Regions from separate parts of the Homo sapiens genome. Here region 2 is linked to region 1. A link is an interaction called in ENCODE POLR2A ChIA-PET data of the cell type or tissue named here. Cell type or tissue: PC-3. All regions are shown on one strand. Links, peaks and the distances in the headings refer to the core of each region. The heading gives the core; the rest is flanking DNA.

Region 1 (9,672 bases), core at 3,154-8,153:
TAGTTTTCAAATATTTTCTTCCATCTTGTGTGTTGTTTCTTTACTCTGTTTATTGTTTCCTTTGCTATGCATAAGCTTTTTAGCTTGCTGTAATCTCATTTGTCTAGTTTTGCTTTGGTTGCCTATGTTTTTGAGGTCTTACACCTGAAATATTTGCCCAGACCATGTCCTGAAGTATTGTGCCAATGTTTTTTTTCCAGTAGTTTCATAGCTTTGAGTCTTAAATTTGAGTCTTTAATCCATTTTGATTTAATTTTTGAATATGGTGAGAGATAGGGGTCTAATTTCATTCTTCTGCTTATGGATATCCAGTTTTCCAAGCATCATTTATTGAACAGACTGAATTTTCCCCAGTATATGTTCTTGGTGCCTTCGCTGAAAATAAATTGGCTGTAAATGTGCAGATTTATTTATGTGTTTTCTATTCTATTCCATTGGTCTTTGTGTCTGTATTTATACCAATACCTTGATGTTCTGGTTAATATAGCTTAGCAGTATGTTTTGAAGCCAGGTATCGTGATGCCTTTATCTTTGTTCTTTTTGCTGAAGATTGTTTTGGTTATTTGGGTTCTTTTGTGGTTCCACATGAATTTAGAATTTCTTTTCTATTTCTGTGAAGAACGTCATTAGTATTTTGATAGGTAATGCATTGGGTAGTATGGGCATCTGACAAAATTAATTCCTCCTGTGCTTAAGCATGAGCTATCTTTTAATTTGTGTCTTTTTCAATTGTCATCAGTGTTATATAGGTTTCATTGTAGGATTCTTTAATTTCTTTGGTTAAATTTATTCCTAGGTTTTTTCTTGTAGCTATTGTAAATGGGGTTGTTTTCTTTATTTTCATTCTGGTTGTTTGCTGTTGGTTTATAGAAATGCTACTGAGTTTTGTATGGTGATTTTGTAAACTGAAACATTACTGAATTCATTTATTGGTTCTAATAATTTTTTTTGGTGGGGTCCTTAAGCTCTTAATTTATTTTATTTTGTAGTTTTGAACCAGAATCTCACTCTGTCACTCAGGCTGGAGAGCACTTGTGCAATCTCAGCTCACTGCAAACTTCACCTCCTGGGTTCAAGAAATTCTCCTGCCTCAGCCTCCCCAGTAGCTGCAACTATAGGCATGTGCCACCATGCCTGCCTATGGTTTTTTTTTTTTTTTTTTTTTTTGTATTTTTAGTAGAGATAGGATTTCTCCATGTCAGCCAGGCTAGTCTCGGACTTCTAGCCTCAACTGATCTGCCTGCCTCGGTCTTCCAAAGTGCTGGGATTACAGGTGTGGGCCACTGCATCAGGCCTCCTTAGGCTTTTCTAAATATAGGATCATGCTGTCTTCCAACAAAGATAATTTGACTTCTTTCTTTCCAATTTGGATGCCTTTTATTCCTTACTTAGCCTAACTGCCCTGGCTAGGACTTCCAGTACTATGTTGAATAAAAGTGGTAGAAGTGGACATTGTTGTCCAGTTTCACATCTTAGAGAAAACACTTTCATTTTTACCCCATTGAGTATAATACTAGCTGTGGGTTTTGTCATATATTTTGTGTTGGTGGTATGCTCCTTCTGTTCCCAGTTTGTTGAGAGTTTTTATCATGAAGGGATATTGGATTTTATCAAAGGCTTTTTCAGCATCTATTGAAATTATCATGTGGTTTTTGTTCTTGATTCTGTTAATGCGATGTATCACATTTATTGATCTGCATATGTTGAACTACCCTTTCATCCTTGGGATAAATCTCATCTGATCATGATTAATAATTGTTTCAGTATGTTGTTGAGTTAGGTTTGGTAGTATTTTGTTGATGATTTTACATCTATGTTCATCAGTCATATTGGCCTGTAGTTTTGTTTTTTATTATGTCCTTCTCTGGTTTTGATATCAGGGTAATGCTGGCCTTATAGAATGAATATGAAAGTATTCCGTCCTCTTCAATTTTTAAAAGACTTTGAGTAAAATTGGCATTAGTTCTTTAAACATTCGGTAGAATTCAGCAGTGAAGTCATAAGGTCTTAAGCTTTTCTCTGATGGGAGACTTTTTATTACTGCTTCAATCTTATTACTTGCTATGTGGTCGGTTAAGGTATTCTATTTCTTCATGGTTCAATGTTGGTAAGTTGTGTGTGTCCAGGCATTTATCCATTTCTTTTATATTTTTCAATTTGTTGGTGTATAGTTGTTTATAATAGTCTCTAATTATGCTTTGTGTGTCTGTGGTATCAGTTATAAAGTCTTCTTTTTTGTCTCTGCTTTTATTTGTGGCTTCTTTTTTCTCAGTCTAAATAAAAATTTATCAACTTTATTAAAAAAAAACCCAAATTTTTGTTTTGTTGATCTTTTATATGGTTTTTCTTTAGTCACAATTTTGTTTATTTATGCTCTGATCTTTATTATTTCTTTTCCTGTGCTAATTTGAGGCTTGGTTTGTTCTTACTTTTCTAGTTTCTTGAGGTACATCATTAGGGTGTTTGTTTACTTAAAGTCTTTCTACTTTTTTGAGGCAGGCATTTATTGCGACACGGATTCCATTTAGAACTGATTTTCCTCTATCCCACAGGCTTTGGTATATTGTATTTCCATTTTTATTTGTCTCAGGAATTTCATATTTTCTTTTAAATTTCTTCTTTGATCCATTCTCTGTTCAGAAGCATGTTGTTTAGTTTTCATGAATTTGTACAGTTCCCAATATCCTTTCTGTTTTTGATTTCTGATTTTATTTCATTATGGTCAGAAAAGATACTTGATATCATTTCAATTTTTAAAAATTTGCTAAGATTGTTTTGTGACTTGCCGTATGATGTATCCTGGAGAATGTTCCATGTGCTGTTGAGAAAAATGTGTATTCTGTAGATGTTGGATGCAGTGTATGTAAATTTCTGTTAGGTCCAGTTGGGTCTAGAGTGTAGAGTTTAACTTCAATGTTTCGTTGCTGATTCTCTTTCTGGATGATCTGTTCGTTGTTGAAAGTGGGGTGTTGAAGTCCTCTACTATTACTGAAAGCTGTATTTGGGCTCTGTTGAATGTGATATGTTTGTTTTCTCTTGCAGCTTTGAGTATTATTTCTTTGTCTTTGATTTTTGCTAATTTGATTATGATGTGCCTTCAGGAACTACTTCATTGAATGGAATTTGATCAGTGATATCTAAGCTTCCTATAGCCGGATGCTGTTGTCTTTCTCCAGGTTTAGGAAATTCTCAGCCATTATTTCTTTAAATATGCTTTCTAATATGCCATTTTTTCTCTCATCTCCTTCAGGAATTCCTATTATGCAGAGATAATTCTCATAGGCCTTCTTCACTTTTTAATTTTTTTTCTTTTTGTTTCTCTGATTGGGTAATTTCATATATTCTGACTTCAAGTTTTCAAATACTTTTCTCTGTTTGATCAAGTCTGCTGTTGAAACTTTCTAATGAGTTTTTCAGTTCAGTGTTTCAATTGGTTTTCCATGCATATTTTTTTTTGTTTTTCAGAACATCTTTAAGAGGATTATTCTGAATTCTCCATCAGACATTTCATAGATCTGTAATTCTTTTGGATCCATTGCTAGTGCTTTGTGGGGCTTTTTTTTTGTGTGTTGTTATATTTCCCTGAGCTTTTACAATCCTTGTATCTTTACATTGATGCCTGCATATTTGAGGAAGCAGCCACCTCTTCTGGTTTTTGTAGATGTTCTTTGGTGATGCTAGAGCTTTACTACTTAGCATCAGAATTTAAATGTTAGTTTGTTGTTGCTTCTTATTCTGGGGATAATGTATAGTGAGCACCAGAACTAAAATGCTGCATTGAAACTAACTCATTGCCCTGCTGTTGTTTCCCAATCTGGGGAAAACTTACAGTGGGCACTGAAACTTAAATGCTGCCCTATAACTAAATCACTGCCCTGCCATTGTTTCCCACTCTGGGGAAGGCTTAAGCACATACTGGAACTTAATCCCGATCTTTTAGTTTTTTCAGGTCAAAGGAAGGCTCCTTGCAGACACCTGAGCTTTGTAGAAAATCTGGCCAGGCAGCTGGGCCTTCCCATGGATTGTGTCTCCTGCAGTACTATGGTGATGGCCAGCCTCTTCAGTGTGGTGTGTCCACTGGTGGATGTGCAGAGTAATTACCAAGATCTGCATGCCAGTTGCTGCAGTCAGTGCCCCACTCTTTGTCCCAAGTAGTTTGGTTCTTTCCTGGCTCCCCCAGTGTTTCCTGTGGTATCAGAATGGAGTAGTCTTCCTGTGAAGATTCCCAGATTAGTGGGGAGATTGAAAGTCTACCTGCAGCTCCCTACTCTCACCTCAGAAACTGGGTCTGGGGAAATTCTGTCGGTGGCATTATGCTGACTTGGGGTAGGGGTGGCGCAGTCTGAAATGACCATTTCTCCTATTTGTTGCAGCTTCTCTCAGTTCTGTGGGCCCAGGGGGCTCCTCCACTTCTCCCCCAAGTTTGGATGAATTCAGGGTGGTATGTTTGTCTTTGAACAGTTTCCAGTTGTATTTTTGTGAGGGGAGTGATATGGGGGAATTTTCTGTTCTGCCATCTTGCTGATGTCACGCTCAGTTTTTCCTTCCATTGATTTTCCCATTTCTCCTTTTTCCTTTAGATAAGATTTTGAAGGATGAACAATAGTTGTTTTGTTTACTTGGCAAGTATCAGGAGTGTAGCTAGTATGTGTGGCAAATATGGAGTACAGTCATATCAACTAAACTGTGATAGAACTACGGTCCATTTAAAAGAACATGATATGGTTTCCAGTCTCAAGTAGTTTGCCATCTGGGGATAGAGATAAGACAGGTACATGCATTTATAACAGTATGAGGCAGAATGTGATAATAACAAAAGTAGCTAAGGTTTCTTAAGTAACAAGACTGAACTATTGCTCTTTCCTGTCCATAACCATAACCTTCCTTGTTCTAGTAGATGGCAACTCCACCTTTTCAGTTGCTCAGGCTTAATGCCTTGACTCTTTCTTTTGCATTCCATATCCAATTTCTCAGAGCATTTAATTAGGTTTGCCTTTAAAGCACATCTCAAATTTGACCCCTTCTCACCAACTCCAAGGCTATCCTCCTTTTCTTCTCCCTACTCCCACCCCCAAATTCCAACCTGAGCTTCTATCATCCATCACCTAAGGTACAACAGTAGCAACAGGTCTCCTTGATTTTGCTTTTCTCCCCTATGAACTATTTTCAACAGAGAGCCAGACTGAGTCCCTTAAAATGTAAGTCAGATCATGCCACTCCTTTGCCCAAAGTCCTGCAGTCTTTCTACATGTCACTCAGAGTGAAAACTAAAGCTCTTAGAGTGGTTTTCAGGGCCGCAAATGATTGAAACCTATTATCACTTTGACTTCATCTTCTGCAACTCTTTCCTGGCTCCTTCTAATCCTCTGGCCCCTCACACTTGGGCTTGGCTCAAGCTTGAAATGCTCTTCCACTGGTTACCTGCTCAGCTCACTCCCTTACCTCCTTTGAGTTTTTGCTCCAATTCCACCTCAATAAGATTTTTCTCTTCTATTCGATACTGCAACTTTTCCCACACTTCACTCACCTCTCCCATCCCTCTCACCCTGCGTTACTTTTCCTTTTGTTTCATATCACTTATCATTGTGGAACATACTCAGAAATTTACCCATTCAGCTGATTTATCGTTGCTTGTCTGTCTCCCTTGCTAGAATGTAAGACCTATGTCATTCTTGATTTGTTTTGTTAAATTCCTACAACAGTGTCTGGTACATAATATGTTCAATAAATATTTGTTGAGTAAAAAATGGGCACTATTAGCAGAAACTGGACTACTACGTTACATGAATTACTGATTTGAATTTTCTCAAAACAATAAAGTATTATGCATTATCAGCTTCATTTTATTGATGAGAAAGCAGACACGTAGACAGGTTAAGCAATTTTCCCAAGGTCACACAGCTAGTGCATGGTGGAGCTGGAATTTGAACCCAGTAAAATAGGATGAGAGACTTACTGATGAGATGTTACTCATTACACTTGGACAAGTACAAATGATTTGCTTGGCGCCAAAGCCAAACAAGAAGTGGGTTAATTGTAAAAGTATCCAGGACTCTTATTTAACCTAAGGAATACTAAACCTCCATTGCAGTAAACTGAAAAAATATACATTGATTTTGCAGAGCCAGACCTTGATTTCATGCGAGAAGGTGGAGTAGGAGGAAGAGAAGGAGGAGAGTTAGAAGGAGTAGGAGGAGGAGGAAAACCTCCTGGTGAGTGCATTCAATTTCTGTCAAGTATTTTTGTGACTCAGCATGCAGTCAATAGTCAGCTAAGATTCAGAAGTCTCCTTGCCAATAGGGCTGTCGGCATTGTGAGGACAGTTGAAAGGGAGGGAAGCCTGTCGGATAATCAGATGAACCTGTTTGGGGCATAAACTCCTAAACTGTGGTGTGCTGCTTGTGGTTAACATTTATTTCTCAGGGAATAGTTAATAGCCCGTTGTGCTTTGCTTCAATAAATAATGGAAAGAAAGAAAGGCAGGGACAAAAACCCGGGGCTGGATTTAGAGAGTTCTAAACCTTTGGTTTGACAGAGCATATTTTTTACACTTTTTATTCTAGACCAGGTAAGCTTTTACAACTATAAAGCAAGATGCTTACATCAGATGCCAAATTGTCCCACCTGATTCTTTATGCCAGCATCTGCAGATGCATTTAAAAAAGCTTCATTTGATTATGCAGCTTCTTCACAGCCCAAAAGCCAAGCAAGCTGTGGGCTAGTTGTAAAGGTGTCCATGAGCTTTGCTTTATCTAAGGAATACTAAACCTCCAGTGCAATAAACTGAAAAAAAAAAAAAGTTGGTTCTACAGAGCCAGACCTTGATTTCATGGGGGAATAATAATAAGGAGAAGAAGAAGGAAAACTTCCTGGTGAGTGCATCCTACTTCTGTCAAGTATTTTTATGATTCAACATGTAGTCAGTCAGCTAAGAGTCAGAAGTCTCATTCAGCTGAAATTCCAAAACTGAATAATGCATAGTATAGTGTCATTTACTGGAAAAGAGAGGCTTGTTTATTTCCTGAGTTTTACACTCTTTAATGTACTGCCCCAGAAGTTTTCTTTTTTGGAAACCACAATAGAACACTAAAGAAGTGTAATTCAGAAATGTGGCAGATAATTTGCCATTCTATTTTCTAGAACATCAGCTCTTTTTCAGCTAGTAAAAATGGCTTACTAAGTAAATCAGTTTTGGCTCCAAAAATTATTCAGAGGAATCCAGTTTTCTTCCTCCCTCACTAAATAAACAATGAGAAAGATAGATAAAATATCAGTTTGGAGAAACATCAAATGATTAGCTTACATAGGCTACCTTTGCATTTCAGCTGTCCCTGGGTGGCCCCAGGAAAACAATCATATCTGAAAATGATATAATGAGTTACACATGTTTAAGCAGTTACTCTGTGTTAGGCACTGTTCAAGGTAGTCTATATATGCTATCTCACTTAATCCTGCAACAAACCCGTATTTTGGTTATCTGTTTTCACGGTATTGCTGCCTGACAGGCAACAACAAAGTCTCAGTGCATTCAGCAATAGACATTTATTGCTCATGTATCTGGAGTCAGCTGGGTGGCTCTGCTGATTGTGACTGGCTCACTCATATACTGGGTGTCAGCTGATCAAGGCTGGCCCCAGGTGGGACTATTAGAGAGACTCAGCTTTACCCTAATTTGCCTCTCTTCTTTCAGCAGGCTCGTCTGAGTATATTCCTAGGTGATGGCAGAGGGGCAAGAAAGCAAGCAAAAAGAAGCACAGAAGCCCTCTCATGGCCAAAACTGGCTTGGTGTCACTTTTACCTCATTCTATTGGTCAAAAAAAGTCAACAGGCTGAGCCCAGAGTCAGAGTGGGAGAGTACTGCATGGTTACATGACAGAGGATGTGGATATGAGGAATCGTGAAGAACTGCATCCATTAGAGCCATCTGTCACAGAAGGGACTATTGTCATTTTACTAATTTTGTACATGAGGATAGGGAAGCATGGAGATGGTAACATGCCTAAAGTCACATAGCTTCTTAGCTGTGGAACCAGAAAGTAAACCTGGGCCTTCTGGGCCCAGGGCCCGTGGCTGTTAAAACCACTGTGCACACTGCCTTACTCCTACCCTTCACAATCAGGTTTCTGCTCTGACCACCCTAGAAAACATGCCCGTCTCAGGTTACCGATGCTCTCCTATGGACAGATCCAATAGCCTTTGTTAATTGTCCACATCTCTATCCATTCTGTAATACTCCTGCATGCTGCATCCTTGGAGTTCTTTTCTCCTTTGATTCTGCAGAACCTGTACTGTTTTGTTTCTCTTTCTGGCTTCCTCTGTCTGTCTCTCTTCACCAACTACATAATGCATTCACTTCTTTTTCTTGGCATCTCCCTTTCCAAGCACACCCACTCTCCTGGTTTCCATTATCTCCCTGCAGACAACTCTCAACTGGCTCTAAGAAAGCTCACTATAATTTTCAGCAACCTAATTCAGTCGTTTGTCCGTCACAAATAACAGCTCAGGAAAATCAAAGGATTTTCTCACTAGCATCTTATCATTCCATGTCACCTAGCAACTATCCCAGTGCTTGATATTCTGCTACTAGAAACTCCCTACTACACAGATAATACCACTGGAAGGTATAAAGCCACTTGACTGACCTCTCTCCATTCACAGCATTTATAACTGTAAGAAATTGCCAGTGGTTGACTCTTTCCGACCTTCGAAAGTGGCAATTTCATGTGGTTCAGCTTAATAGTATTTATTACCTTGTGCTGTAATAATTTTGTATCTGTATCTCCCATGAGACTCAAAGCTGCTTGATTGAGGAGATCATGCTTGCTTCTGCTTTTCATCAAGTTGCCTAGTACATGACACTCTGTAAGGATTAGACCAAGTAGGTATTGAATAATTGTTTGGCGAATTTAAAAAATTAAAGAAACATTTGAAATCAATGCACCAGAGGCTAGAGACAGAGTGCTAGGAAGGGAACAGGATGGGGACAGGGACACCAGAGCAAAGATAGAGTCAAAGACACATTTCCAAAATGGCAATTCATGCCTTGTGTCAGTTGTACCCACCTCACATTCTTTAACACTTAAGGTTTTTCTGGGTAGTAAGTGCAATACATTCTTATTATAAAACAATATAGACAGTTCAGTATGTATAAATGAGGATAAAATCAAAATCACCCACAATCTCACCACTTTGTGATAATAACCATTAACTTCAATATTGATGAATTTCCTTGAATGTTTTATCTACAATATTTCTTTCATATAGTTGATATCACTCTGTATGCACAAACTTGTATCCTTTTTCTAAATCTTAATATCATAATATTAGCATTTTCTAATGTTAGTAGATGTACTTCTTAAATATTGCTTTTTAATGATAAAGGTTTTTTTTTTTTTTTTTACAAATAAAGATTTGTCTATATTTTGGGTTATTTCCTTAACACATATTCACAAAGGTAAGAATTAAAAAGTAATTTTAACTAAGTCAAGGAGCATGAAAAGTTTTTAGATTCTTGGTACACATTTTTATCCAGTGTTTTAAAAAACTACTACCATAGTACACATCTCCAATTTCAATATCTCTATGTGAGTGCTTGCCTTATCATGAAAAAGTCAATATTGAATATTATTATTATTTTATTATACTTTTATAACTTCATTGGCAAAATGTTAA
Region 2 (9,672 bases), core at 2,573-7,572, 160 kb after region 1:
ACTGGATAAAGAAAAGGTGTCACATATACACCATGGAATAATATGCAGCCATAAAATAGAATGAATTCGTGTTCTTTGCAGGGACATGGATGAAGCTGGAAACCATCATTCTCAGCAAACTAACACAGGAACAGAAAACCAAATACCACATGTTCTCACTCATAAGTGGGAGTTGAAGAATGAAAACACATGGGCACAGGGAGGGGAACATCACACACTAGGGCCTGTCAGGGATTGGGGGCATGGGGAGGGAGAGCATTGGGACAAATACCTAATGCAAGCGGGGCTTAAAACCTAGATGACGGGTTGCTAGATGCAGCAAACCACCATGGCACGTGTATACCTAGGGAACAAACCTGCATGTTCTGCACATGTATCCCAGAACTTAAAATATAATAAAAAAAAAAACTCAAGATAGATAAAAGACTTAAATGTAAAATGCAAAACCGTAAAAACCCTAGGAGAAAACCTAGGCAATACCATTCAGGACATGGGCACAGGCAAAGATTTCATGATGAAAATGCCAAAAGCAATTTCAACAAAAGCTAAAACTGACAAATGGGATCTAATTAAGCTAAAGAGCTTCTGCACAGCAAAAGAAACTATCATCAGAGTGAACAGGCAACCTATAGAATGGTAGAAAATGTTTGTGATCTACCCATCTGACAAAGGTCTAATATCCAGAATCTACAAGGGACTTAAACAAATTTGCAAGAAAAAAACAAAAAACCCCATCAAAAAGCAGGCAAAGGATATGAACAGATACTTCTCAAAAGAAGACATTTATGCAGCCGACAAACATGAAAAAAAGCTCAACATCACTGATCATTTGGGAAATACAAATCAAAACCATACTGAGACACAATCTTACACCAGTCAGAACGGCTATTACTATCAATAATAAATAAAAGTCAAGAAACAGTAGATGCTGGTGAGACTGTGAAGAAATAGGAATGCTTTTACATGGTTCGTGGGAATGTAAATTAGGTCAACCATTGTTGAAGACAGTGTGGCAATTCCTCAAGGATCTAGAACCAGAAATACCATTTGACCCAGCAATCCCATTACTAAGTATATACCCAAAGGAATAGAAATCATTTGGCTATAAGAACACATGCACATGTATGTTTATTGCAGCACTACTTACCATAGCAAAGACATGAAACCAATCCAAATGCTCATCAATGATAGACTGGATAAAGAAAGTGTGGTACATATACACCATGGAATACTATGCAGCCATAAAAAGGAATCAGATCATGTCTTTTGCAGGGACATGGATGAAGCTGGAAGCTACCATCCTCAGCAAATTAACAGAGGAACAGAAAACCAAACACCACATGTTCTGACTCATAAGTGGAAGCCGAACAAGGAGAACACATGGACACAGGGAGGGGAAAAACACACACTAGGGCTTGTCAGGAGGTGGGCAGGTGGGGAAGGGAGAGCATCAGGACAAATACCTAATGCATGTGGGGCTTAAAACCCAGATGATGGGTTGCTAGATGCAGTAAGCCACCATGGCACATGTATACCTCTGAAACACACCTGCATGTTCTGTGAATGTATCCTGGAACTTAAAGTAAAATTAAACAGTAAAAATTTATTTTCATTTTTATTTTTACTATTATAAGTTCTAGGGTACATGTGCACAACGTGCAGGTTTGTTACATATGTATACATGTGCCATGTTGGTGTGCTGCACCCATTAACTCGTCATTTACATTAGGTATATCTCCTAATGCTATCCCTCCCCCATCCCCCCACCCCACAAAAGGCCCCGGTGTGTGATGTTCCCCATCCTGTGTCCAAGTGTTCTCATTGTTCAATTTCCACCAATGAGTGAGAACATGCGGTGTTTTGATTTTCTGTCCTTGTGATAGTTTGCTGAGAGTGATGGTTTCCAGCTTCATCCATGTCCCTACAAAGGACATGAACTCATCCTTAACAGTAAAAAATTTTTTTAAAAAATTTAAAAGGAAATTTTAGTAGACTACAGTGAAAATACAACCCTGGAATATATTTCTAGGTGCATTATGCAGATTCTGAAAATATTTGTTAAACTGAATTAAAGTCTCCCAACCTAAAATTTTTTTACTTTTGTGAATGCAATTTCAAAGTTTTTCTAAGTCTATAAGAACTCAGTCATATACACACAAACATACAGAAAATATTGAGTTAATCAAGTAAGATGAAGCCTCAGGCAGGCAAAACTCAAATTATTTCTGAAAAGTTTTCTAATTCTTTCCAACATTTCAATATTCTTTTGAATTTTCTACTTTTTATAATTTGTTTTTTGTTTCCATGTTTACAATATAAATGAAAAGTAACACACAACCTATTATTGAACGCTTCCAAAAGCTTTGGATAAAGAATCTGGAGACTATTTTGACATTTTCTTTGAGTATAGACATCTTTGAAAATTTTCAAATTAAAGAAATACACAAATAAAAATATTCTATTAAAAAATAAAGGTAACCACTCTTGGCTTTTAAAGTAACTGCTGTGGTTTGCTTCACAATTTTATCACTTACTAACATGTTCCCTATACATCAGATTTGCCTGCTTTTGAACTGCTATCATACAGTATGTACTCTGATTCTGTCTTCTGTTTAGCATTGTTTCTGAAATTTAACAATTTTGTTACATGCCAGCTATAATTTATTCATTTTCATTGCTGTAAAGTGAATTATTGTCTTCATGAAATAAAATATATCTATCCTAAAAAAAAAAAAAAAAAGAAAAGAATGACACCACCAAATGCTGGCAAGGATGTGAAGAATCTGGGTCACCGATATATTGCCATTGGTACAAATCCTCTGGAAAACAATTTGCAATTTCTTTAAAAACTAAGCATGCAACTACCATATAGCGCAGTAACTGTACTCCCAGAAATTTATTATAGAAAAATGAAGACATATATTCACACAAAAAACCTGTATACAAATATTTATAGCTGCTTTATTCATAATAGCCAAAAATTAGAAACAACCTAGATATTCTTCAGTGGATAGATGGTTAAACAAACTGTGGTACATCAACACTACGGAATACTACTCAGCAACTGAAAACAAATGAACTATGGATACACTCAACAACCTGGATGAATCACCAGAGAATTACGACGAGTGGAGAAAAACAGCCAATCTCATATGGTCATATACTCTATGTTCATTTATAAAATATTTTTTAAATGACAAAGTTATAGAAGTGGGTAACAAATTAGTAGTTGCCAGGGTTAAGGAGGAGATGTGGCCCTTAAAGGGCAACCTGAAGGTTCCTTGTGGTAAGGAGAATGGTTTGTATCTTGACTCTAACGTCAATATCCTGGTTGTGATACTGTACATTAGTTTTCAAGATGTTACCACTAGGGAAACTGGGTAAAGGGTACATGGGATCTCTCAGTATTGTTTCATACAACTACATGTGAGTCTACTATTACGTTCAAATAGAAACTTTTAATTTAAAAAAAAACTAAATTAAGAAAACTGATTGGTATAGTAAGGGAGAATGACGAAAAAAGCCTCAACCATGATGGGGTCAGTATCAATAGAGAAAGAACACATTCAAAAAATATTCAGAAGGAATAATTCACAGACTTGAAGTTGCATGTCAGCTCTGCAGCTTTATGAAGGAATGAGCCCAGAGAGGGGTAACAGTCCCAAAGGAGCCTCCACAGAAACAGATACCTACAGATCTGAGCACAAAACCCTGGGAACTCTGCTACTTCACCTGCTGAAAACCAGAGAGGAAAGTCTGGAAAATAGCATTAGAGAGGTAAGAAGAAAACCAATTAGAAAAGGAAAAAACACCACAGAAACTCAGAACCTGAAGGAAGGAGTGCTAGGAATGTAGGAATAGCTCTCCAGAGAAAACCTCTCCCCAGCTGGAAAATGCTGTATTTCATTCATCTAAGATGCCGTCAATTGGAAGACATTTATATACCACAAAGGCAGAAAACAAAACAAAACTCTGCCAGTTGAATCAAAACACAGTGATTTATCTCTTAGAATTTTTACTTTGCCCTTACTAAATGAGCTCTTTTAAACTTATTAGTTAGACAGACTTCTTAATCACATATTACTCATGTATTTTTCTAATAATAAGGGTACTATATGCTTATTGTTAAAAACAAACATTTGAAAAATGCTGATAAAAGTATGGTGAAGAAAACTAAAACAGCTCATGCTCCTAGAGTAGGGTTTCTTAATCTCAGCAGTATTGACATTTTGGGATAGTTAATTCTTTGCCATCCTGTGGGGTCCATCCTGTGCATTGCAGGATGATAAGGAAAATCACTGGTCTCCACCCAGTAGATGCCAGTAGCATTTCACTCCACTCATGGCATCCAAAAACTGTCTTCAGTCATTGTCAAATGTCCCCCCGACAGAAAAAAAATTATCTCAGTTGAGAATCAATGTTTTAGAATATAGAAGGTATTGCCATTTGCACTTTGGTTATTTACTGCCAGATTTCATGTTTTAACGATGTAGATTGTAAATTCTGTGCTCAGTTCAGCCTCCTGCCTTTATTCTCTAACAGCACATCAGGGACATCTCTATTCTTATGGACACAGCATGGCTTACTGAACCATCCCCCAGCATTGGAAATTAAGGTTGTTCCCAATTTTACATCATTATGAATAATGAAATGATGACCACTGTGCACATGAATCATTTTCTGTAATTCTGATGATTTCTCTAGAATACGTATCTCATAATAGAATTAACAAACCAAACAGCACTGAGATGTCTTTAAATTGCATGAGTGGGATGTGCAGGTAGAACCCAGGGGCTAGGAACACAGTGTCCATTATTTGCCTCTCAAAATATGCCCCTGAAGACAAATGACATTCCTTGAGCTAAAATTCAAAGAGCTAAAATTAAAAAGACATCAACAAATCAGCCTTTCTCCAATTAATCAAAACTTAAATGGATAGAACTTCTAAATTTTACTTTTTACATCCAGTAAATATCTGTTAATCATAGGAAACTGCCTCTGCTTGCTGCCAGTGAGACCTAGAAAATATCAAATGAACAATTTAAAAACCAGCATTCTTGGGGGGCATAGGGAATGTATTTTCATTAAATAAATACACACACTATTTGTCAATCATGACCTTAAATTTACCAAATCTAAAGTATTCTGAAAAGAGTATCCTGACTTCTAGGTGCTCCTGACATTGAAACAATTTAAAAATTACCCATATAAATCTTTTGATTTGACATTTATTTTATTAATATAACGGTATATACTCATCTAAACATGGCTATGTTGCACCAAAAAGAAGCCAACATGAAAAAGAGACCACCAGGAAAGTCAAATACAATGCAAGGAGCTCTTGCACTGGCTGATGGAGCAATCAAATGTAAATGCTACCATCATGTGATCATCAGCAAATGCTGCCAATGGATGAAAATAAATCGCATTTCTAGTATATATTTGGTCTTGAATGCAATTTTGTGAATTATAACTAGATGCACTTTCTTAAAATGAGATAGAATAGAATCATGCATTGCATATAGTGAAGGTAGGTATTGCTTTTGAAACTTTTTCTCAAATATATGAGATATATATTCACATATATACACACGCATACACACACAAACACATACATGTACTGTGATAAGATGAAACTTTTTTTTTCTTACTGTGGGTCTCAGCCAAAAATGTTTCAAAGTCACTGACCTAGAAGGCAAGAGATGGTTATGTCCGTCCAGGTTCTCCAAGAAGCAGACACCAAGACAGAATTAAACATGCAGAAGCTTTATTGTAGAAACAACTGTGAAGGAAGGACAAAGAGAGAGGAGAAGACAGAAGGAGCCGCCAGACTGTGATGTGGGCCTAACACCTGAAAGAGGGGAGGATAGGAAGGCAGATTGAACAAAATGAGCCTTAGACTGTAGTGCAGCTCTGAGATAGTCTTGGCTAAGCTGATGGGAAACCCAGAGCAAACTTTGTTGTTTAAGGAAGTCTGGTGTTGGGAAGAAATAGTCCAGCAAAATTAAGCCCCCAGCCCTGGGAGGGTGTAGCCTGGACATGAAAGCTAGGGAAGACCCTGAAGTGCAGCCTTGGAGCCTGTCCATCACCTACACTTCTTGCAGGATATTCTTCAGAAGGGAGATCTTTGGCTGCCAAATGAAGGTAAAGGGAGAAATTGTCTCCATATCTTAGATCTTTCCCTGTGGTATTCACATGTACTACAGTTAAAATAATGTATTCTGAAGAAAGACTCCTTGGGTCCAAATCCTAGCTCCAAAGCCAGGACTCGAGTGAGGCAAGGGAGGCCCCTAGGGTAGCCAATTTAAAGAGGCTCTTACTCCCTGAGGAGCACTTGCATAACTTTGGGAACGAGACATCATCAATATTGCAACCCAGGCATCATTAAAACGTGAAAAAGCAATACATGTTGGCACAGATGTGGTGAAAAGGGAATGCTTATACACTGCTGGTGGGAATGTAAATTAGTACAGCCTCTATAAAAAGCAATATGGAGATTTCTCAAAGAACTGAAAGTAGATCCACCAATCCCACTACTGGGTATCTACCCAAAGGAAAAGGAATTATTATATCAAAAAGACACCTGCACACATATGTGTACTGAAGCACAATTCACAATTGCAAAGCTATGGAATTGACCTAAGTGCCCACCAACCAATGAGAGGATAAAGAAAATGTGGTATATATACACCATGGAATACTACTCAGCCATAAAAAGAATGAAATAATGTCTTTTCCAGCAGTTTGGATGGAACTGGAGGCCATTATTCTCTCTCTCTCTCTCTCTCTCTCTCTTTTTTTTTTTTTTTGAGACAGAGTTTCGTTCTTGTTGCCCAGGCTGGAGTGCAATGGTGTGTTCTCGGCTCACTGCAACCTCTGCCTTTTGGGTACAAGTGATTCTCCTGCCTCATCCTCCCAAGTAGCTGGGATGACAGGCATGTGCCACCATGCCCAGCTAATTTTGTATTTTTAGTAGAGATGGGTTTTTCTCTATGCTGGTCAGGCTGGTTTCAAACTCCCGACCTCAGGAGATCCGCTGGTCTTGGCCTCCCAAAGTGCTGGAATTACAGGCATTAGCCACTGCGCCCAGCCAGGAGGCCATTATTCTAAGTGAAGTAACTCAGAAGTGGAAAATCAAATACCACGTATTCTCACTCATAAGTGGGAGCTAAGCTATGGGTGTTCAAAGACATACAGAATAATATAACGGACATTGGAGATTCAGAAGTGGGAAGGGTGGGAAGAGGGTGAGGGATGAAAAACTACCTATTGTGTACAATGTACACTATTCAGGTGATGCGTACACTAAAATCCCAGACTTTACCACTATACAATTCATCCATGAAACCAAAAACCACTTGTAACCCTTAAGCTATTGTAATAAAAAAAAAATTTACTGTGGCCCAGGAATCTCACCCTAGAGCCAATCTTGCCTAGCTGGGTCATGTGACTTTGAGTCAGTTACTCACCTCTGTTTCCTCATCTGTAAGTGGGGAGTATGAGAATAATAGACCCTACTCACAAGACCAATGTGACTATTAGGTGAGTTATAACTATGGACAATCAGGACAGTGCTTGCCACATAGGAATGACTACGTGAGGTTGACCGCTTATGCAATAATCAGTTTTATGGTTATATTTAAAATTCAGACTTTCAGGCACCATCCCTCATACCCAAACATTTTTGATCCAGCAGGTCTGGGATGGGGTGGAAGAATCTGTCTTTGCAACATGTTCCCTTAGTTATTCCTGTGCATGCTTAAGTCTGAGAACCACTGTACAGCCTCTCCTTGATGAACACTTTGTTTTTACCACTCAGCCACTGGCTGCTTATCTATCTAAACATTTTTTTCAAGTACCACAACATAGGCAATGAAGCCAAATTTTGCCAGGTACACTTTCAGTGCAAAGAATGTTGTGTGTATTGGGGGAGCCCAAGGGAACCAGGGTCCAGCCTCATCAGGACATGACCTTGGCTGAGTCAGTCACTTCATTCCTTGGTAAGGTAGCCATGAGAGTTGAAAAGTCGATGGCCTAACGTCCCTTCCCAGCAGGTATGCACAAGTTCTGCATCACTGTACTCCCATTTGAAATGAACTCTTCTGTCTTCTTCTTCTCATATATTTCTCACCCTCCCTGTCTGACTCTGAGACCTCCTTGAGAATGCAATCACTCAGCTATTCATGGTGCTCTGGATCACGTCAAAGACCAGTTTTGTGAGCGTCACTTTTCTTTCATATGTAGAGAACATGATGCATGGCTGTGAACACCTCCAAGCTGACTGGCATTGGGCCCCAAACATGCACTGACCCGCAGCTTTGAAGTCTATCATTCTGGAAATATAGCCTGGGAGAAGCACACAGGTGCAATTTCAATAGGGGATTGTGGGGGACAATAGCTTCTGATTGGGATAAGATCCCACCCATGTCAGAAATCAGCTGTGGCGTAATCAACAACTTTGTATTAAATGACAGCACATTCAACAGTTACCTTATATTCTGAAGGAATGAGTTTAATGTGGAAAACACAAGCCAGAAAGCTAAAGAAATTGAAATGCTCTGCCTGATTCTCAAAAAGGGGCTGGTCAGAATAAAAAGCCATTATTCCAAACACAACCTGAGAAGGAAGTTGCTGGGGCAGGGAATGCATCTCAACCTGGCCATCAGTTGGAACTGCCCTCCTGCATTCAGTCCATGTCATGGAGTGCCCAGTATGACCTGGCCCTTCATCCAACTCAGCTGGGTGGTATTGGCAATGATAGGCAGTGCTGCTATCACTAGCAGTTGTTGCTATGATTTATTGAGTGTTGACTAAATGCTAGGCACAACATTTTACAAATATATTATCCCATTTAACCACCATGACAACCCTATGAGGTGGGTATTATTATCCCTACATAGATGTAGTTGCTGAGGCACAGAAAGAGGCTAACATGCCCCATGTCACAAAGTTAGAAAACAAAGGGTCAAGGTCTATGTCCAGCTCCATCTGGCTCCAGAACCACTATTATGTTTTAAGGAGAGGCCTTTGAACAAAATAGGACAAAAATGTGTGGACTGGCTCTTTCTGATAAATTTCAATATGTAGCTGGAGAAGGCATCAAACATATACAAACTGGGGGTGGGGAGTCAGTTTTGAAAAGGGCAGAGCATTAATTCTGCAGAAGTAGAGAGAGCATCAAAGTGAGAGAATAGTTTGTACAGGTAGGCATAGATTGGAAAGGGCGTCTTGTTGCTGATCTATCTTGTTATCTAAGCAGGACTGGGAAGACTATAAGACCTGGGACTTGTAACTAATCCCATCTCAAAGAATGGTGGGCTGCAGGGACCAGATTCAAGTGGATCCAGATTCATGGATGGATTTATGCAGTGTCTTCCCAAAAGAGATTCAATACAAGGAAGCAGGGTGAAGCAGGTAGATATGGCAGCCTAAGAAATTTGGTGGCAATTGGATGTTCCTTGAATGGTGGACCACAGGGATGATCCACCAGGAAAGTTGAGAAGTACTGTAATTTGAGTCCTAAATATGTACCAGGCCCTATTCTAAGCACTACATGCCTTACCTTCTTTACACTTCACCACAGTTTCTATGATGTAGGTTACTATATAACCCTATTTGACAGATGAGAAAATTGAGGCTCAGAGACAGGAACTAACTTTCTGAAGTTCATGT

What was found. Peaks named below come from ENCODE experiments on the same cell type or tissue, not always from the same donor. Only the 100,000 strongest peaks of a DNase experiment are listed, where the experiment ranks them.
Region 2: POLR2A ChIA-PET joins it to region 1 with 5 read pairs; 2 of 35 experiments call an interaction of 5 or more read pairs at or near these places.

What each region holds. Positions count from the first base shown.
Region 1 is chr2:75,270,388-75,280,059 of GRCh38, forward strand. TACR1-AS1 (TACR1 antisense RNA 1) reads left to right here. Exons shown (of 4, transcript NR_168010.1): 3 at 6,123-6,212; 4 at 7,691-9,420. LOC107985900 (a long non-coding RNA gene) reads right to left here. Exons shown (of 2, transcript XR_001739546.2): 1 at 8,751-9,672. Among named protein-coding and RNA genes, the nearest start is that of TACR1, 76 kb to the left of the region's middle. In PC-3, for the core only: no CTCF peak of the experiment used is centred there; DNase peaks (open chromatin) are centred at 6,264 and 6,934; H3K4me3 peaks cover 581 bases; H3K27ac peaks cover 1,264 bases.
Region 2 is chr2:75,435,580-75,445,251 of GRCh38, forward strand. No RefSeq gene overlaps it. Among named protein-coding and RNA genes, the nearest start is that of EVA1A-AS, 84 kb to the right of the region's middle. In PC-3, for the core only: no CTCF peak of the experiment used is centred there; no DNase peak of the experiment used is centred there; H3K27me3 peaks cover 3,009 bases.